Regions from separate parts of the Homo sapiens genome. Here region 2 is linked to region 1. A link is an interaction called in ENCODE POLR2A ChIA-PET data of the cell type or tissue named here. Cell type or tissue: endothelial cell of umbilical vein. All regions are shown on one strand. Each heading gives the region's core, and the rest is flanking DNA. Links, peaks and the distances in the headings are about the cores only. Region 1 has its middle 26 kb from the start of UPF3B. Region 2 overlaps SEPTIN6 (septin 6).

Region 1 (2,915 bases), core at 163-2,662:
TGAAGCTTGGGTGGAAGAATGGTAAAATCACTGATGCTTTACCAAAAGTTTATGGGGACAATGCACCTAAAAAAATCAGCAGTTTACAAATGGATAACTTGTAACAAGGGAAAAGATGACGTTAAAGATGAAGGCTGCAGCAGCAGGACATCCACATCAATTTGCAAGGAAAGAAATTAATCCTCTTTGTGCCCTAACTGAAGAGTCAGCCAGGTGTGGTGGCTCATGCCTGTAATACCAGCACTCTGGGAGGTCAAGGCAAGTGGATCACTTGAGGTCCAGAGTTTGAGACCAGCTTGGCCAACCTGGTGAAATCCATTCTCTACTAAAAAAATACAAAAATTAGCCATTCATGGTGGCGCACGCCTATAGTCCCAGCTACTCGGGAGGCTGAGGCAGGAGAATCGCTTGTGCCCGGGAGGCGGAGCTTGCAGTGAGCCGAGATCGTGCCACTGCACTCCAGCCTGGGTAACAGAGTGAGACTCTGTCTCAAAAAAAGAAAAGGACCAACGATTAACAGCAGAAACACGGCCAGATGCGGTGGCTCATGCCTGTATTCCCAGCACTTTGGGAGGTCTAGGTGGGTGGAAAAACTGAGGTCAGGAGTTTGAGACCGGCCTCGCCAACATGGTGAAACCCTGTCTCTACTGAAAATACAAAAACTAGCCGGGCCTGGTGGTGCGTGCCTATAATCCCAGGTACTAGGGGAGGCTGAGGCAGGAGAATAGCTTGAACCCAGGAGGCAGAGGTTGCAGTGAGTCGAGATTGCCCCACTGCACTCCAGCCTGGGCGACAGGGCGAGTCCACGTCTCAAAAAGAAAAAAAATAAACAGCAGAAACAACAGCCAACACCGACATCTCTATTGGTTCAGCTTACACAATTCTGACTGAAAAATTAAAAGTTGAGCAAACTTTCCACTTGATGGCTGCCAAAACCAGATCAGCTGCAGACAAGAACAGAGATTTCAATGGAAATTGTAAACAAGTGGGATCTATTAGGTTGCTGCAAAATTAATTATTGTTTTTGCCATTGAAAGGAATGTCAAAAACAGCAATGACTTTTGCTCCAACCAATAGATCATGAAGCATCTACTGGGAAAGTGTAACAGGAAGTGATACGTGGCTTTCCCAGTATGACTCTGAAGACAAAGCACTATCAAAACAATGACTCCAAAGAGGTGAAAGTGATCCAGTCAAAGCGAAATGGACTGGCCAAGAGCAAAGGTCATGGCAATAGCTTTTTGAGCTGCTTGAGGAATTTTACTTGTTGACTTTCTGGAGGACCAGAAAATAATAACATCTGCTTATTATGAGAGTGTCTTGAGAAAGTTAGCTAACTCTTTAGCAGAAAAATGCGCAGGAAAGTTTCACCAGAGAGTCCTTTTCTACCACGGCAATGCTCCTGCTTATGCCTCTCATCAAACAAGAGCAATTTTGAGAGTTTCCATGGAAAACCATTAGGCATCTACCTCACAGTCAGGATTTAGTACCCTCTGACTTCTTTTTGTTTCCTAATCTTAAAAAATCTGTAAAGGGCAACCATTTCTCTTCAGTAAATAATGTAAAAAAGATCTCATTGATGTGGTTAAATTACCACGATCTCCAATTCCTTGGGGATGGATGAAATGGCTAGTATCTAGGTGCTGCGAGCAAGAGACAAAAATAAATAAATATATAAATAAATGGCTAGTATCACTGCTTACAAAGTGTCTTGACCTTGGTGGAGCTTATGAGAAATATATATATATACACACAAACACGCACCCATATATATATATTTTCGAGACGGACTCTCTGTTGCCTAGGCTGGAGTGCAGTGGCTGGGTTCAAGCGATTCTCCTGCCTCAGCCTCCTGAGTAGCTGGGACTACAGGTGCACCACCACGCCCAGCTAATTTTTGTATTTTTAATAGAGACAGGGTTTCACCATGTTGGCCAGGATAGTCTCGGTCTTTTGACCTCGTGATCTGCATGCCTCGGCCTCCCAAAGTGCTGGGATTGTAGGCGCGAGCTACCGCGCCCAGCCTTTTATTTCTACTTTCCACACACTCTTGGGTTTTTTTTCCTCTTCTTTATTTTTTTGAGATGGAGTCTCACAGTGTCACCCAGGCTGGAGTGCAGCAGTGCGATCTGAGCTCACTGCAACCTTTGCCTCCGGGTTCAAGCAATTCTCCCACCTCAGCCTCCCGAGTAGCTGGGATTACAGGCACCCACCATCATGCTCGGCTAATTTTATTTTTTTATATTTGTAGAGATGAGGTTTCACCATGTTGGCCAAGTTGGTCTGGAACTCCTGACCTCAGATGATCCGCCTGCCTCGGCCTCCCAAAGTTCTGGTGTTACAGGTGTGACGCCGTGCCCGACCTTTTTTTTTTTTCTTTTTTCAGGTTTTCTTCTTTTTTCGAGCCGGAGTCTCGCTCTGTTGCCCAGACTAGAGTGCAGTGGCTCAATATTGGTTCACTGCAACTTCTGCCTCACAGGTTCAAGCGGTTCTCCTGACTCAGCCTTCCATGTAATTGGAGCTGGAAGGAAAGGCACATGCCACCATGCCTCGCTAAATTTTTTTTGTATTGTTTAGTAGAGACCAGGTTTCACCACGTTGGCCAGGCTGGTCTTGAACTCCTGACCTCAGGTGATCCACCTGCCTTGGCCTCCCAAAGTGCTGGGATTACAGGCGTGAGCCATCACGCCTGGCCCCTGTTCTTTTGAAAATCCATATGAGGCTGGGCACAGTGGCTCATGCCTGTAATCTCAGCACTTTGGGAGGCTAAGGTGGGCAGATTGCTTGATCCCAGGAGTTTGAGACCAGCCTGGGCAACATGGGAAAACCGTATCTCTACAAAAAATACAAAAAGTAGCTGAGTGTGGTGTCACATGCCTGTAACCTCAGCTACTCAAGAAGCTGTGGTGGGAGAA
Region 2 (2,915 bases), core at 240-2,739, 200 kb before region 1:
TGTGTGTGTGTGTGTGTGTGTGTGTGTGTGTGTGTGTGTGTGTATTTTTATTTCTTTTGAGATGGAGTCTTGCTCTGTCACCCAGGCTGGAGTGCAATGGTGCGATCTTGGCTCACTGCAACCGCCGCCTCTGGGGTTCAAGCAATTCTCCTGCCTCAGCCTCCCAAGTAGCTGGGATTATAGGCACCCGCCACCATGCCCAGCTAATTTTTGTATTTTTAGTAGAGACAGGGTTTCACCATGTTGGCCAGGCTGGTATTGAACTCCTGACCTCGGGTGATCCTCCTGCCTCGGCCTTCCAAAGTGCTGGGATTACAGGCGTGAGCCATCATGCCCAGCCAACTCTCTTAAAAAAAAAAAAAAAAAATAGAGAGATAGGGTTTCACCATGCTGCCCAGGCTGGTCTCCAACTCCTGGGCTCAAGTGATCCTCCCACCTCAGCCTCCCAAAGTGCTAGGATTACATAAGTGAGCCACCTCGCCCAGCTTCCATTTACTCATCTTGCAAACTGGGGATTATTCCTTCTCTACCTCACAGACCTGTTGTAAGTATAAAATGAGATACTATACAAAAGACAAAAACAAAAACAAAACAACAACAACAAAAAAAAACACTTTGGAAAGTAATAAAAGCTATACAAATGCTCATATCTTATTTTTATTCTTTGTCTACTTCCTAGGGGAAGAGTAATCTAAAAAACACTGCAATGGCCTATGTTCTAGGTTTCATGGGAAGGCTGACGTATTTTGATGTGTGTATACTATCCATATACTGTGCACTCCTAAGGACCAATAATGATTGAGGTAGAGTATCTGCAACGATGTAGGGGGTCACAAAGGAATCGCTTTTACAAATGCAGAGAGCTATAAGTAGTGCCTCAAGCAATTTCAAAATGTGGAGGCACAGTAAGCCTCACTCTGCCTGCATTCTAGGTGGCCTTCGTGATCCACCCCTTGAATGAGGGCTTTGAGGAGGGGGCGGGTTGCCTTTGCTGCTTTCAGATCCTGGGGAGCCAAAGCCTCCCCTGACTCGTTGGTCTGAAATTGCTTTCGTGGTCTGCCAGGGAGAATCCTGCCAGGAAGAGCCAACCTACTTGGGGTTGGGGTTGGCTGTTCCAGCTGTTTACCAATTGCCTCTCACTTGTAAAGTGTAGCTTTAATTATAGTTTTGCCAGAATTCATTTTAGGAATGGCCACTAACAATGATTTACTTGGGGAAACCTGTAAGCAACTGTGTCAAGCCACGTGCAGTGAAACCTGAATTAACTGAAATCTCATTAACTAGAATACATATTTCCTGCTCACCTCATTAAAAATGGGAGAACAAAGAACATAACACATGAACTGAGTTCCTATTACATGTCAGACACTTCACTACGCACTGGAACTACATACAGTGCAAAGAATGGACAGGCATTCTAGGAACTGACTGTCTTCCTAAATGGAAATCTGCTGTTTAATTCCAGTCAACTAGCAGGGGCTCCAAGACTTGCTGTTAAGCCAGACAGTAAATCAAGTCACTGTTCTTTTAAGATTGTTTCCTTTGGCCCGGTTTCATGGGCCTTATGTTGCAGAAACCTCTATGGACTTCCTCTTCAGGATTTGCTTCCAAGCAGGATGTTTTGCCAGCTGCCCCGAGTCCCCAGTGCAATAGCTGCGGCAATCAGTTTGGTGACTAACAGCAGGCTCTCCATTTAAATCATAAACTACATGGGTGAGTGGGGAAAAGTCTTCTCTATATTTTATATTCCCTGATCCAAACAAACCAAATGTAAAAGGGCATTTATGAGACAACCGGGATGTTTCAAACACTGACTAGACATTTCATGTTAATGAATTATTGTTCATTTTGTAGGTGTGATAATGGTGGGGTTGTGGTTATGTTTTTTTAAAGAATCATTATCTCTTGGAAATATATACTAAAGTATTTACAGATAAAATGATATAGTTTTGCTTTATAATAATTCAGCAGGTCTGTAGTAATTGATGAAACAAGATTAGGCATATGTTTATGGTTGCCTGGGGGCTGAACTGTATTATCCTCTTATTTTGCTCATGTTTGAAAGTTTCCACGGTAAAGTTTAAAAAAAATAATAATAACCCTTCATCGGGCGCGGTGGCTCACGCCTGTAATCTCAGCACTTTGGGAGGCCAAGGTAGGCAGATCACCTGAGGTCAGGAGTTTGAGACCAGCCTGGGCCAACGTGGTGAAACCCGGTCTCTGCTAAAAATACAAAAATTAGCCAGGAATGGTGGCACATGCCTATAATCCCAGCTACTTGGGAGGCTGAGGCATGAGAATTGCTTGAACCCAGGAGGCGGAGGTTGCAGGGAGCTGAGGTTGTGCCACTGCACTCCAGCCTCGGTGACAGAGTGAGACTCCGTCTCAAAAAAAGAAACAAACAAACAAAAAAAACCCTAATTATGTTAAATTAAAAATGTTTGTATTTCCTTTCCATCCACTACCTGAGTCTAGTAGAGGAGATAGAAGGTCCTTAATCCCTGCTTTCAGTCTCCCTATAAACTATGTGAAACTTTATAAACTTCTATTAACACAACATCTAGCACTCAGGAATCCTTACCTGCTGATCTCCTTATAAGAGGTTTTCATGAAGCCAGTACTTGTAGGATTAAATGTAAGGAATTCTCTATAATTTCTAAGATCTCTTCATTTTCCTCCGCTTTTATTATGGGTTTTTTTTTTTTGTTTTTTTTTTTGTTTGTTTGTTTGTTTGTTTTTTTGAGACGGAGTTTCGCTCTTATTGCCCAGGCTGGAGTGCAAAGGTGCGATCTCGGCTCACTGCAACCTCCGCCTCCCAGGTTCAAGCAATTCTCCTGCCTCAGCCTCCCGAGTAGCTGGGATTACAGGCATGCACCACCACGCCCGGCTAATTTTGTATTTTTAGTAGAGACAGG

The links. Peaks named below come from ENCODE experiments on the same cell type or tissue, not always from the same donor. Only the 100,000 strongest peaks of a DNase experiment are listed, where the experiment ranks them.
Region 2: POLR2A ChIA-PET joins it to region 1 with 5 read pairs; 3 of 35 experiments call an interaction of 5 or more read pairs at or near these places.

The regions. Positions count from the first base shown.
Region 1 is chrX:119,825,670-119,828,584 of GRCh38, forward strand. It overlaps a transcript of UPF3B not described here. Among named protein-coding and RNA genes, the nearest start is that of UPF3B, 26 kb to the right of the region's middle. RefSeq lists an enhancer at 1,045-1,144. In endothelial cell of umbilical vein, for the core only: no CTCF peak of the experiment used is centred there; a DNase peak (open chromatin) is centred at 1,152.
Region 2 is chrX:119,621,452-119,624,366 of GRCh38, forward strand. The region is part of intron 10 of SEPTIN6 (septin 6); the gene reads right to left. Among named protein-coding and RNA genes, the nearest start is that of NKRF, 16 kb to the left of the region's middle. In endothelial cell of umbilical vein, for the core only: no CTCF peak of the experiment used is centred there; a DNase peak (open chromatin) is centred at 1,550; H3K27ac peaks cover 1,102 bases.